2 separate regions of the Homo sapiens genome follow, and region 2 is linked to region 1. A link is an interaction called in ENCODE POLR2A ChIA-PET data of the cell type or tissue named here. Cell type or tissue: OCI-LY7. All regions are shown on one strand. Links, peaks and the distances in the headings refer to the core of each region. The heading gives the core; the rest is flanking DNA. Region 1 overlaps RECQL5 (RecQ like helicase 5). Region 2 has its middle 15 kb from the start of SLC25A19.

What was found. ChIA-PET counts read pairs that join two places held together with the same protein. Peaks named below come from ENCODE experiments on the same cell type or tissue, not always from the same donor. Only the 100,000 strongest peaks of a DNase experiment are listed, where the experiment ranks them.
Region 2: POLR2A ChIA-PET joins it to region 1 with 5 read pairs; 4 of 35 experiments call an interaction of 5 or more read pairs at or near these places.

The regions. Positions count from the first base shown.
Region 1 is chr17:75,659,682-75,662,181 of GRCh38, forward strand. RECQL5 (RecQ like helicase 5) reads right to left here. Exons shown (of 20, transcript NM_004259.7): 5 at 1,925-2,027; 6 at 1,274-1,385. Among named protein-coding and RNA genes, the nearest start is that of RECQL5, 6.2 kb to the right of the region's middle. In OCI-LY7, for the core only: no CTCF peak of the experiment used is centred there; no DNase peak of the experiment used is centred there; H3K27ac peaks cover 1,205 bases.
Region 2 is chr17:75,298,405-75,311,091 of GRCh38, forward strand. No RefSeq gene overlaps it. Among named protein-coding and RNA genes, the nearest start is that of SLC25A19, 15 kb to the left of the region's middle. RefSeq lists an enhancer at 2,765-3,265. In OCI-LY7, for the core only: no CTCF peak of the experiment used is centred there; no DNase peak of the experiment used is centred there.

The DNA of each region.
Region 1 (2,500 bases), core at 1-2,500:
GAAGTCGGTGTTCTTTCAAATGTAACGCACTATAAAATTTCGTCCCTAACTCAGGGTCACTGTGAGGTTCACGAAGACCATGTATGCAAACATGCTCCGTAAATCATACAAGGTATTATTATTTGTCGTTAATCAGACCAAAGGGCTTCAGGCTGTAGCCCAAAACGCCTCTTGAAGGTCATGGCCAGATATAAAAGACTTCCTATTAGTTGCCAGTGTGGGGCTAGGAGGCTGGGATGCACCCCGACTCTTCTAGACTATTAGTAAGCAATAAAAAGGAATGATGGTTCTAAGAGCCTTGCCTTTGACCTTCCACAGGGAGTAGCTTAAAATACAGTCACACATTACTTAATGATGGGAATACATATTGTGTTTTGGTTTTTGGTGTTTTTGTTTGTTTTTTAAGACAGGGTCCTGGTCTGTTGCCCAGCCTGAAGTGCAGTGGCATGATCTCAGCTCACTGCAACCTCCGCCTCCCGGGCTCAAGCAATCCTCCCACCTCAGCCCCCCAAGTAGCTGGGACTACAGGCACGCACCACCACACCTGGCTAATTTTTATGTATTTTTTGTAGAGATGGAGGTTTGGCCACGTTGCCCAAGCTGGTCTCAAACTCGTGAACTCAAGCGATCCACCTGCCTTGGCTTCCCAAAGTGCTGGGATTACAGGTGTGGACCACTGTGCCCGGCCAGGGATACGTTCTGAGAAATGACTTGTTAGGCAATTTCATCATTGTGCAAACATTACGGTGGATAGTCTTTACATAAATCTAGATGGTACTGCAGCCTGCACAGCTAGGCTGTAAACATGTATCGAGTGTTAACTGCACTGAATATTGTAGGCAACTGTAATGCAAATCACTAGGCCATAAGAATTTTTCAACTCCATTACAATCTTACAGGATCTCAGTCTATGCAGTCTGTCATTGACCGAAACATCAACATGAGGTGCATGACTATAGTTCCTTTATTCCCACCTCCTCATAGGATCCACCTACTGAGATGTGAGTGAACAGGACTATGTTAAAGGACAAGCCTGACAGACTGCATGCTGCCCCATCCTGGGGGGTGCCAGAACCATGCCGTGCAGTCACCTGGGAGCAGGCCGCACAGGAGCTGTCAGCATTCAGGCTGTATTCTAAGGACTCTCTCCTGGAGCTTCCTTCCCCTCTAGCCCTCGAAGGAGCACATGCACCTGGTCCTTTGGGCACAGCACTAGGCAATCCACCCTGAGCCAGGCCCAGACCAGGAGGGCAGGGCAAGAACCAAAGCTCACCTGACATTGGCTTTATCCACTCCCATCCCAAAACTAATGGTTGCAACAATTACAGGGACCTTCTCCTCCATCCAGTCGTTCTGCACCAGCGTTCTTTCAGAGGCCTTCAGCCCTGTAAAGGAGGGGAAGATGGAGAAGGGAACTCACATTTCCCTTGGGTTTACCGGGGGCCTATTTTGGGTTTGACACTGTGTGCTAGGCACTTCACAAACCCTGAATCTTTCACTTCCCAGCTGTCTGACCTTAACATCAGGCGCTTAACTTTACTGAGCCTCAGCTGACAGGCACAAAGACCCTAGCCCATGTGTGGCACAGAGCATTTGGCAAAGGTTAGGGCCATGATTCAAGCCCAAGTCCGTTGGCCTCCAAAGCCTGTGCTCTTCCTACAACACCATTACCTTGGCTTGTAAAAACGTATCACCTGCTGCTGGGTAGGCATACAGTGGGAAGAACTCAGGAGTCACAATTCTCATTTTAGACCTCATTCATGTCTAGACTCCTTTTAGGGGATTTAAGTGTATCACTTTAGCTCTGCCTGAGTATCTGCAATAAGATGGTGGGTCACCTGATAACCAGGATCTGTAAAGAACAAGAGACCAGCTAAGAAGCCTCTGAGGGTGAAGAGACTCAAGTGGCCTGGGTGCCCCTTACCTGCATGGTAAGCCTTGGCGTTCACACCCCTGCAGCTGAGCTCTATGGCCAGCTGTTCACAAGCCTCTCTAGTCCTGCAGTACACAATGCCGCAGCCAGATAACTGAATGGGGAGATGCAGGAAGAAAATAAGCATAGCAAGAACAGAACAATAGGCCCAGTGTAATGCACCCTGCTCTAAAAGAAGCTCTGTGTTCCTTCTCTCGTCGGCTTCAGTCTCTTCTGAGGCAGGACACCCAGTGAGGCTCTGTCACTTTATAAAAAGCAGGACCAGGCTGGATGCAATGGTTCATGCCTGCAATCCCAGCACTTTGGGAGGCCAAGGTGGGGGGAATCACTTGAGGCCAGGAGTTAGAGACCAGCCTGGGCAACACGGAGAAACCCCGTCTCTGCTAAAAATACAAAATTAACCGGGAGTGGTGGCGCATGCCTGTAATCCCAGCTACTTGGGAGGCTGAGGCAGGAGAATCGCTTGAACCCAGGAGGCGGAGGTTGCGGTGAGCCAAGATTGCGCCATTGCACTCCAGCCTGGGCAACAAGAGCAAAACTCCATCTCAAAAAAAAAACAGGCCAAAA
Region 2 (12,687 bases), core at 5,405-7,904, 360 kb before region 1:
TGGGAGGCCGAGGTGGGTGGATCAACTGAGGTCAGGAGTTCAAGACCAGCCTGGCCAACATGGTGAAACCCCTTCTCTACTAAATATACAACAAAAATTAGCCAGGCGTGGTGGAAGGTGCCTATAATCCCAGCTACTCGGGAGGCTGAGGCAGGAGAATCGCTTGAACCTGGGAGGCAGAGGTTGCAGTGAGCCAAGATCACGCCACTGCACTCGAGCCTGGGCAACAAGAGCGAAAATCTGTCTCAAAAAATAAAATAAAAGGAATTTTTGCTGTGTCTGTGGGAAGCCCATCTTCACCCTGCCTGCCATCAAATGCACACAGAGAACAGAGTGCAGCCCTGTCGTGAAGGTAGAGGTGTCTGTGTGTGGAAGGGTTGACATGTCCCACATCCACCGCAAACCATGTCTTCTTTTATTTTTTATTTTTTGAGACAGAGTCTCGCTCTGTAGCCCAGGCTGGAATGTAGTGGCAGCGGTTTTGGCTCACTGCAACCTCTGTCTCCAAAGTTTCAGCAGTTCTCCTGCCTCAGCCTCCTGAGTAGCTGGGATTACAGGCACGCGCCACCACACCCAGCTAATTTTTTATTATTAGTAGAGACAGAGTTTCACCATGTTGGCAAGGCTGGTCTCGAACTCCTAACCTCAGGTGATCTGCCTTCCTCGGCCTCCCAAAGTGCTGGGATTCCAGGCGTGAACCACCGCGCCTAGCCACAGACCACGTCTTCTTCCGTGACAATTTACGGTTCCTGACTCAAGGATGACTACCTCTCCCAGCACTTTGGAAGGCTGAGGCAGGAGGATTACTTGAGCCCAGGAGTTCAAGACCAGCCTGGGCAACAATAGTGAGACTTTGTTTCTACCAAAAAAAAAAAAAAAAAAAAACCGCTGGATGTGTGGCACGCGCCTGTAGTCCTAGCTCCTTGGGAGGCTGAGGTGGAAGGTTCTCTTGAGCCTGGGAGGTCAAGGCTACAGTGAGCCAAAATCATGCCACTGCACTCCAGCCTGGGAGTGCAGGACCCCGTCTCAAAAACAAAAAATGGGCCGGGCGAGGTGGCTCACGCCTGTAATCCCGGCACTTTGGGAGGCCGAGGCAGGAGGATCATGAGGTCAGGAGATCAAGACCATCCTGGCTAACATGGTGAAACCCCGTCTCTACTAAAAATACAAAAAATTAGCTGGGCGTGGTGGAGGGCACCTGTAGTCCCAGCTACTTGGGAGGCTGAGGCAGGAGAATGGTGTGAACCCGGGAGGTGGAGCTTGCAGTGAGCTGAGATCGCACCGCTGCACTCCAGCCTGGATGACAGAGTGAGACTCCATCTGAAAAAAAAAAAAAAAAAAAAAGTTGACTACTTTTGGGAGCTCCAAATCTAAGAAGCAGGCTATGAGAAAATGGGCCTAAAGCCTCCTCAAATCCATAGCAAATCAGGCAGGGTGGTCATGTCATTACTCCCAAGACAGAAACAGATTTTCTCCTGTCCCAGTATTGATACATTTCTTTCCACTGGGCTTTTCCTGTATTTAAGTGATGTGTTTTTGTTTTTAACACAATTATAATCCTACTGTACATGTAAGATTATGCGCTTTCATTTAACATTGTACTATGATGATGTTTTCCATGTTTTTTAAGTTTTTCATAAAGTATAACTTTTGTTGGTTGTATCACAATCTTTTTTTTCTTTTTTGAGATGAGATCCTCCTCTGTTGCCCAGTGGCAGTGCAGTGGCATGATCACGATTTATTGCAGCCTTGACGGCCCAGACTCATGCAATTCTCCCACCTCAGCTTCCTGAATAACTGGGACCACAGGTGTGTACCACCATGCCTGGCTAATTTTTATTTTATTATTTGTAGAGATGAGGTTTTCCTATGTTGTCCAGGTTGGTCTCCAACTCCTGGGATCAAGCAATCCTCCCGTCTCAGCCTTCCAAACTGCTTGGATTACAGGCATGAGCCACTGCACCTGGCTCATAATGATTTTTAAAGCTTATTTGTATTAAGATATAATTCACATAACATTAAAAAACATCAAAAAACTGTATGTTTAAAAATATACAGCTTCGTGGGGTTTGTTTAGTATATTGTGCAATCATCACCGCTATCCAATTCCAGAGCTTTTTTTTTTTTTTTTTTTGAGACAGAGTTTTGCTCTTGTTGCCCAGGCTGGAGTGCAGTGGTACCATCTTGGCTCGCTGCAACCTCCGCCTCCCAGCTTCAAGCAATTCTCCTGCCCCTGCCTCCCGAGGGTGGGGAGGGATTACAGGCACCCGCCACCACATGAAGCTAATTTTCAGATTTTTGGTAGAGACAGGGTTTCACCCTGTTGGCCAGGCCAGTCTCGAACTCCTGACCTCAAGTGATCCACCCGCCTCGGCCTCCCCAAGTGCTGGGATTACAGGTGTGAACCACTGCACCTGGCCAGCACCATCTTATTAATACATTCCCACCAGCGAGGTCTGCGGTTCCAGTTTCTCGCCATCCCCGCTGACACTCGATGTTTTTTCTTTGGTGGATGCTCACATGCTTCTGCATGAGCCTTTTTCCCTCCTTTCCCCACGCCTCAGTTCTGGAGTCACCGTCTCTCTGAAGTCTCTCCTGACCCCATCCAAGTCGGCCTCCCCTCTGCTCTCCTTGCCCCGCTGCCTTCTGGGATGGATTACTGCTCAGTATCTGCCACGGTATCTCCGGCTTCCTGAGGGCTGGTGTTTGGTAACTTTCTTATGCATCTCTGTCTCCAGCACCTGGGCCTGTGTTCGACGGCTCAGTAGACACTAGAGTGCAGGGATGGAGATGACACACCACCCAGCATGGCTCAGAGTGAAGTGATTTCCCCCTTCCACATCCTCATCTGCCTCCACCCCATGAAAGTATTTATAGACAGGGAATCGTGGGAGTGGAGAACTACGTACGTAGCAGGGTTGAGTAGAGAAAGATGGGAAATGTCCACAGACGTCTTTTCTTTGCTCCCCTTTGCGGTGGGGATTCTGGAGATGTCAGGGACTGTGGGGATTGGCTGCTTGGTAGGCAGACATGAATGATGGGGTATCAGGACTAGATTCAGCTGCCCTGAAAGTGACAGAGCCCCACAATAGTGGCTTGAATTCATCAAAGTCCACAGTAAGCTCACCAGGGCTGGTTCAGCCACTGTCTCCATCAACTTCCCAGGAGCAGAGCACTGGCCCCTTCCAGCCCACCATGCCACAACCCTTAGGGCAGAAGGACCCAACCCAGTACGGGTCTGTGGCCTGTAAGGAGCTGGGCCCCACAGCAGGAGATGATGGCGGGCGAGCAAGCATTACCGCCTCCTGTCAGATCAGCGGCGGCACTAGATTCTCACAGGAGCACGAACCCTACGTGAACTGCGTACGCGAGGGATCTAGGTTCCACGCTCCTTATGAGAATCTAATACCTGATGATCTGAGGTGGAACAGTTTCATCCCAAAACCGTTCCCCCTCCACCGTGGGAAATTGTTTTCCATGCAACCGGTGACAAAAAGGTTGGGGACCGCTGCCCTAGGGTGTGGCCATCAGTGTCAGCAGCCAGAGCTCCAGACATCACATGGGTAGTGAAGCAACAGGATGGAGACATGATTGCAAGAGAAAGGGGTTCCAGGAAGGTTATCTGGGGCCGTCATATGAAAATTTTACTTGAATCCTATTGGCCAGAGCTGAGTCACATGGCTGCACCTAAATGTCAGTAGCTGGGACAGGTGGTCTTTACTCTGGGTAGTCATATGCAAGCTAAAAATTGGGTATTCTCTGGCTGGGCATGGTGGCTCACACCTGTAATCCCAGCACTTTGGGAGGCCGAGGTGGGTGGATCACTTAAGGTCAGGAGTTCAAGACTACCTTGGCCAATACGGTGAAACCCCGTCTCTACTAAAAATACAAAAATTGGCTGGGCGTGGCGGTGGGTGCCTGTAATCCCAGCTACCTGGGAGGCTGAGGCAAGAGAATTGCTTGAACCCGGGAGGCGGAGGTTGCAGTGAGCCAAGATTGTGCCACTGCACTCCAGCCTGGATGAAAGAGTGAGACCTTGTCAATAATAATAATAATTGGGCATTTTCCTACTATGGAAGAAGAGGGGGGAAGGTGGCAGAAAACATGTCTGCCCAGATGGATAGATGAAGAGAAACATCTATTGAGGAAGTATATGATTCCTCTGGCATTAGGCTGGATATTTTATTTTATTTTATTTTTCCAGATGGAGTTTCGCTCTTGTCGCCCAGGCTGGAGTGCAATGATGCGATTCGGGTCACTGCAACCTCCGCCTCCTGGATTCAAGCGATTCTGCTGCCTCAGCCTCCTGAGTAGCTGGGATTACAAGCATGGGCCACCAGGCCTGGCTAATTTTTTGTACTTTTAGTAGAGATGGGGTTTCACCATGTTGGTCAGGCTGGTCTCAAACTCCTGACCTCAAGTGATCAACCTGCCTCAGCCTCCTAAAGTCCTGGGATTACAGGTGTGAGCCACCGTGCCTGTCCAGGCTGGATATTATATACATTAGCCATGTCTCCCAAAAACCCTAGGAGGCCAACATCACATTCCATCATACTGCTGAGGAAACAAGCTCAGAGGCATCAGCCACCTCGCCCAAGGTCACATAACCAGCAGGATCTGGAGCTAGGACCAAGAACCCAGTTCTGTGGGATTTTTTGTGCACCTCCCCCACTGCCAAATTCATACTTTGAGGCCCTAACCCCACAATGCAATGGTGTTATCAGTTTGTTCTCCCTGCTATAAAATACCTGAGACTTGGTAGTTTATAAAGGAAAGAGGTTTAATTGGCTCATGGTTCTGCAGGATGTACAGGAAACATGGCTGGGGAGGCCTCAGGAAACTTACAATCATGGTGGAAGGTGATGGGGAAGGGACATCTTACACTGCCAGAGCAGGAGAAAGAGAGCGAAGGGAGAGGTGCTATATGCTTTTTTTTTTTTTTTTTTTTTTTTTTTGACACGGTCTCTGTCGCCCAGGCTGGAGTGCAGTGGCATGATGTTGGCTCACTGCAACCTCTGCCTCCCAGGCTCAAGCGATACTCCCACCTCAGCCTCCCAAGTAGCTGGGATTACAGGCGCCTGCCACCACGCCTGGCTAATTTTTGTATTTTTAGTAGAGATGGGGTTTCACCATGTTGGCCAGGCTAGTCTCAAACTCATGACCTCAAGTCATCTCCCCGCCTCGGCCTCCCACGGTGCTGGCCTGGCTGCCCTGTGTTTTGAGATCATGCTCCTCACCCATCTGCACTTTGAGTTCTACAGCTGAGGGGGAGAGGTCTTCTTCCCATGGATTACTTTTCTCAGGCTGCAAAAGTGTTTGGAAGAGCAGCCTTATGGTCAGAAGGCATTTGAAAAACAACTTATATTCCTTACTCACAACAAAATAGTTTTTATTTGTTTTTTTGAGACGGAGTCTCACGGTGTCACCCAGGCTGGAGTGCAGTGGTGCGATCTCGGCTCACTGCAACCTCCGCCTCCTGGGTTCAAGCAATTCTCCAGTCTCAGCCTCCTGAGTAGCTGGGACTACAGGTGCCTGCCACCACACCCAGCTAATTTTTTGTATTTCTAGTGGGGATGAAGTTTCTACATGTTGGCCAGGCTGGTCTTGAACTCCAGATCTTAAGTGATACACCTGCCTCAGCCTCCCAAAGTGCTGGGATTACTGGTGTGAGCCACTGCGCCTGGCCTATTTGCTCCTTTAATGAACTTTCGTCTTCACTAGTGGTCTCAGGACAAGCAGAGCAGGCAGTGGAAGAGCCTTGGAGCTCACCTGGCCATCGGTTTAAATGTGCCATTTAGACATGATTTCTTGAGGCCAGGTGTGGGGGCTTTCACCTGTAGTCCTAGCACTTTGGGAGGCTGAGGCAGGAGAATTGCTTGAGGCCAAGAGTTCAAGATGAACCTGGCCAACATAGCAAGACCCTGTCTCTAAAAAAAGAAAAAAAAAAGACACAATTTTGTCTGTATGAGATCAAATGCCAAACCACTGCACACAGACAAGTAATTCAGTAGGGAAGTGAGATCAACATTTGTACAGAGAAATCAATACCTTCCCATAGACAAATGACAGCTAGCTAGAAAATGGGAGGCCGGGCATAGTGGCTCCTGCCTGTAATCCCAGCACTTTGGGAGGCTGAGGTGGGCAGATCACTTGAGCTCAGGAATTCAAGACCAGCCTGGGCAACATGGCGAAACCCCATCTCTACAAAAAGTACAAAAATTAGGTGGGCATGGTGGTACTTGCCTATAGTCCCAGCTACTCAGGAGGCTGAGGTAGGAGGATTGCTTGAACCCAGAGGGTCGAGGCTGGGATGAGCTGTGTTCACACCACTGTACTCTAGCCTGGGTAACAAAATGAGACCATGACTCAATAAATAAATAAATAGATAGATATAAATTTAAAAACAAAAATAAATAAATTAGCTGGGTGCAGTGGCACATGTCTGTAGTCCTAGCTACATGGAAGGCTGAGGTGGAAGGATCACTTGAGCCCAGGAGGTGGAGGTTTCAGTGAGCCATGATCACACCACTGCACTCCAGCCTGGGTGACAGAGCAAGACCTTATCTCAAAAAAAAAAAAAAAGATGGAAGAAGATAAGGTCTGCTTTAAAATATCAACAAAGATGATAAAATATCTGGGAACAAATGTCACAAGAAACATGCAAAATCTCCATAAGGAAAATGTTCCCAAAGGACATGAAACTGGAAAGACATGGCAAGTCCTCGGATAGGGAGACTCAACATCACAAAACGCCAGTTCTTCTTAGTTTACAAATTTAACATGATCCAAATAAAAACACCAAGAGCCTTTTTTCTGGAAGGAAACAAGCTGATGCTAAAGTTTACATTGAAAATATAAACAAGGCCGGGCGTGGTGGCTCATGCCTGTAATCCCAGTACTTTGGGAGGCTGAGGCAGGCGGATCATGACGTCGTCAGGAGTTCAAGACCAGCTTGGCCAACATGGTGAAACTTCATCTCCTCTCTCTCTTTTTTTTTTTTTTTGAGACGGCGTCTCGCTCTGTTGCTCAGGCTGGAGTGCAGTGGTGCGATCTCGGCTCACTTCAGCCTCTGCCTCCTGGGTTCACGCCATTCTCCTGCCTCAGCCTCCCAAGTAGCTAGGACAATAGGCGCCCACTACCACGCCCAGCTAATTTTTTGTATTTTTAGTAGAGATGGGGTTTCACTGTGTTAGCCAGGATGGTCTCGATCTCCTGACTTGGTGATCCGCCCGCCTCAGCCTCCCAAAGTGCTGGGATTACAGGCATAAGCCACCGCGCCTGGCCGTTTTTTTTTTTTTTTTTGAGACAGAGGCGTGCTTTGTTGCCCAGGCTGGAGTGCCATGGCGTAATCTCAGCTCACTGCAATCTCTGCTTCCTGGGTTCAAGCGATTCTCCTGCCTCAGCCTCCTGAGTAGCTGGGACTATAGGCGTGTGCCATCACACCTGGCTAATTTTTGGATTTTTAGTAGAGACAGAGTTTCACCATGTTGGCCAGGCTCGAACTCCTGACCTCAAGTGATCTGCCCGCCTTGGCCTCCCAAAATGTTGAGATTACAGGTGTGAGCCACCATGCCGGCTGGTGAACCCCGTCTCTACAAAAATACAAAAATTAGCCAGGTGTGGTAGCGGGTGCCTGTAATCCCAGCTACTCGGGAGGCTGAGGCAGGAGAATTTCTTGAACTAGGAAGTCAGAGGTTGCAGTGAGCCGAGATCACGCCATTGCACCCTAGCCTGGGCAACAAAGCGAGATTCCGTCTCCAAAAAAAAAAGAAAGAAAATAAAAGATAAACAAGAAGAGCCAGGACATACTGAGAAGAGCAATGGGAAAAGAATGGCCGATCTGACATCAGAAACTTAGTGTGCCGCACTAGCCCACGGGCAGACTGCAGAGTAACAGAGGCCCAGAAACAGGACCCCAGTATACAGAGGACATGGACACTCATTATACAGAACGCACCTGCTCGCAGGGGGCTGCCGATGGACCTGTGAGTAAATACTATCTGGACAAGCGTGTAGTCATCTGGAAAAAAGGAGAGCTGAATCCATCTCTCACACTGATATCAGGATACCTTTAAACGGATCAAAGATTTAAACAGGCCAGGCGCAGTGGCTCACACCTATAATCCTAGCACTTGGGAGGCCTAGGTGGGTGGATCACTGGAGGTCAGGAGTTCAAGACCAGCCTGGGCAACATGATGAAACCCTGTCTCTACTAAAAAATACAAAAATCAGCCAGGCGTGGTGGTGCATGTCTGTAGTCCCAGCTACTCGGGAGGCTGAGGCAGGAGAATCACTTGAACCCAGGAGGTGGAGGTTGCAGTGAGCTGAGATCGTGCCATTGCCCCTCCAGCCTGAGCAACAGAGCGAGATCCGTCTTAAAAAAAAAAAGAAAGAAAAGAAAATACAGATGGGTGTGGTTGTAATCCCAACACTTTGGGAGGCTGAGGTGAGAGATCACTTGGAGCCTAGGAGTTTGAGACCAGCCTGGGTAACATAGTGAGACCTCATCTCTACAAAAAATATAAAAATTAGCTGGGTGTGGTGGTGTGTTCCTGGAGTCAGCTACTTGGGAGGCTGAGGTGGGAGGATGGCTTGAGCCTGGGAAGTTGAGGTTACAAGAGCTGTAGTTGTGTCACTGCACTGCAGCCTGGATGACAGAGTGACAGCCTGTCTCAAAAAAAAAAAAAACTGTAAAACCAAAAAACAAAAATCTATGAATTATTTTGCACTCGGTAAGAACAGAATAAGAATCATGGATAGGCACAGGGCTGACCAGAAGCTGGCTGAACTCAAAATGATTTACCAGATGTGGGCACTAGCATAGATTAACCCATCTTGTGCTAGTTACTTAATACACCTTATCCTGTGTAATCTTATAACCCACACTCAGCCTAAATTTTTTTTTTTTTTTTTTTTTGAGATGGAGTCTTGCTCTGTCGCCCAGGCTGGAGTGCAGTGGCGCAAACTCAGCTCACCGCAACCTCTGCCTTCTGGGTTCAAGTGATTCTTGCCTCAGCCTCCCAAATAGCTGGGATTATTACTGCATGTTCCACCACACCCGGCTAATTTTTGTGGCTTTTTTTGACAGGCAGTCTCTCTCTGTCACCCAGACTGGAGTGCAATGGTGCAATCTTGGCTCACTGCAACCTCCGCCTCCCAGCTTCAAGCAATTCTCCTGCCTCAGCCTCCCAAGTAGCTGGGATTACAGGCACCTGCCACCATGCCTGGCTAATTTTTGTATTTTTAGTAGAGACGTGGTTTCACCATGTTGGCCAGGCTGGTCTCGAACTCCTGACCTCAAGTGATCCGCCTGCCTCGGCCTCCCAAAGTGCTGGGATTACAGGTGTGAACCACTGCGCCCGGCCAATTTTTGTGTTTTTAGTAGAGACGGGGTTTTACCATGTTGAATAGGCTGGTCTTAAACTGACCTCAAGTGATCCACCCACCTAGGCCTCCCAAAGTGCTGGGATTACAGAATTGAGCCACTGTGCCCGCAGGAGGATGGAGGAAGGGAGGATGGAGGAAGGGAGGATGGAGGAAGGGGGCAGGCAGTTGGGATTTCGAGACTGCAGGGGAGCAAGAGCCCCCTGGGAGCTGATCAGGAAGGGGTTCTCAGGAGATGTGGGGTCTGTAGATCTAGTTCTTATGACAGGCTGGGGATAAGCAGAGAGCAGAGAGGAGGAGCTGAAGGTTAGTTAGAGAGGAGAGGACAGCGGCTGGGGCAGAGGTGGCCTGTGAGTAAATACTATCTGGACAAGCGTATAGCCATCTGGAAAAAAGGAGAGCTGAATCCATCTCTCACACCGATATCAGGATACCTTTAAATGGATCAAAGATTTAAACAGGCCAGGCACAGCGGCTCACGCCTGTAATCCCAGCACTTTGGAGGGCCAGTGCAGGGGGATCGATTGAGCTCAGGAGTTGGAGACCAGCCTGGGCAACATGGTGAAACCCTATCACTACTAAAAATACAAAAATTTAGCCGGACATGGTGGTGTGTGTCTGTGGTCCCAGCTACTTGGGAGGCTGACGTGGTAGGATTGGTTGAGCCCAGGAGGTGGAGGTTGCAGTGAGCTGAGGTTTTGCCTGTGATCTGGGAGAAAGGTAGATGCTGACCAAAGGCAAAGACTCAGAAGGGATTTGGTTGGCCAAAGGCTTGGAGAATTGGACCAGGTGCAGACTGTATGAGATCTTGAATGCCAAGATCCTAATCAGCACCTGTCACGATGTACTTAATCGTTGCAGTTGCAAAACACCCGTGTACATAATCACGTTGGATCCTCAGAGCAACCTAGGGACATTTTCCTTGGTTTGATTTTTAAACAGATGAAGGAATGGGGGTGAGAGGTTAAGGGCCCTGGTCGTGGCCAGGCGCCATGGCTCACGCCAGTAATCCCAGCAATTTGGGAGGCTGAGGTGGGTGGATCACTTGAGGCCAAGAGTTCAAGATCAGCCTGGGCAACACAGCGAAACCCCGTTTCTATTAAAAATACAAACAACCAGCCAGACATGGTGGAACGTGCCTGTAATCCTAACTCGGGAAGCTGAGGTGGGAGAATCGCTTGAACCCGGGAGGCGGAGGTTGCAGTGAGCTGGGATTGCATCACTGCACTCCAGCTTGGGCGATAGAGTCTTGCTCTGTTTCAAAAAAAAAAAAAAAAAAAAAAAGGAAGAAAAAAGGAGAAAAAGGGGGCCCTGGTCACACAGCGAGGAATAAAGGCCCTGGCCTCAGGCCTGCGATCTCATGCTCTTTGTCCTACATCACACTGCTCCTGAGGGGCAGGAGCCTGGACTTTGCCCTCTTTGGACAGGCTGGGGAAAGAGGCAGGGTGGAGAGACAGGAGGAGGTTTTGTGGCAGTGGGGAGAGGGGGACGAAGGGCCGGGACCAGGATGGTACCAGGGAGCATTTCCCTGCAGCCCTGTCCCTGGAGCCCTGTGGCGTCCCTGGTGCTGTGGACTCTTGGCTCACCTCCTGCCGCTCTGGCCTCTCTCCTGTGTGCTTCCTGCCTTCCCCTCGCCCAGCCCTCAGGGCTGTGCTTCCTTATGGGGACTGGAGTATGTGAGGCCTCACCCGTGGCCATGGTTTCAGGGCCACCTCCACACTGACAACACCTGGATCTCGATCTCCTGTCAGATCTGTCTCCTGAGCTCCAGGTGAACACACCCTGCTGCTTTCTAGATGATTGTCCTCAGGCACCTCAAATCCAACCCTCCAGCCTTTCTCTCTGCTTCACCCCACCCTGCCCCTCTTCCCCTAGTTCCCCATCTCAACAAACAAAAGCCACAGATCCCCCCACTGCCCTGCAGCCATCTGGACCTGCCTTTCCCTCCACCCCAGGTCTTCCCAGCTCCTCCTAAATACAGCTCAACGCCCTTGGCCCTCTGCCACTCCCTTCACTGGGACAACATCAGCAGTTTCTTTATTTTTTTTAGACGGAGTCTCACTCTGTTGCCCAGGCTGGAGTGCAATGGTGTGATCTTGGCTCACTGCAACCTCCGCCTCCCGGGTTCAAGTGATTCTCCTGCCTCAGCCTCCTGAGTAGCTGGGACTACAGGCACACGCAACCACGCCTGGCTAATTTTTGTATTTTTAGTAGAGACAAGGTTTCACCATATTGGCCCGGCTAGTCTCAAACTCCTGACCTCTGGTGATCCACCCACCTCGGCCTCCCAAAGTGCTGGGATTACACAGCTGGCTAATTTTTGTTATTTCTTGTAGGGGCAAGGTTTTGCCATGTTGCCCAGGCTGGGGTATATGGTTTCTTTTGGGGTATGACAGTGTTCTAAAATGGATTGTGGTGGCTGGCACAGTGGATCATGTCTGTAATCCCAGCACTTTGGGAGGCCAAGGTGGGAGGGTCGCTTGAGGACAGGAGTTTGAGACCAGCCTGAGCAACATAGTGAGACCCTGTCTCTACTAAAAAACATAAAATAAAATGGATTGTGGTGATGATTGCATAACTGTGAATACTAAAAAACATTGAATAATATACTTTAGATGGGTCACTTAAAAATGTTACATTGATCATATCTCCATAAAACTTTTTTTTTTTTTTTTTTTTGAGACAGAGTCTCGCTCTGTCGCCCAGGCTGGAGTGCAGTGACGCCATCTCGGCTTGCTGCAACCTCTGCCTCCCAGGTTCAAGTGATTCTCCTGCTTTAGCCTCCTGTGCAGCTGGAATTACAGGCGTGGGCCACCATGCCCGGCTAATTTTTGTATTTTTAGTAGAGACTGGGTTTCACCAGGTTGGCCAGGCTGGTTGTGAACTCCTGACCTCAGGTGATCTGGCCCCCTCGGCCTCCAAAAGTGCTGGGATTACAGGCATGAGTCACCATGCTCGGCCTAAAATCTTCAAAAAATTTTAAAATTCGCTAGGTGTGGTGGTACCACCTGTAGTCCCAGTTCCTTGGGAGATTGAGGTGGGAGGATGGCTTGAGCCCAGGAGTTTGAGGCTGCAGTGAGCTATGATCACACCACTGCACTCCAGGCTGGGCCATGGAGCAAGACTCTTGTCTCTTAAAAAAAAAAAAAAAAATTGGCTGGGTGCGGTGGCTCATGCCTGTAATCCCAGCACTTTAGGAGGCCGAGGAGAGTGGATCACCTGAGGCTGGGAGTTCGAGACCAGCCTGATCAACATGGAGAAACCCCCGTCTCTACTAAAAATACAAAATTAGCCAAGTGTGAT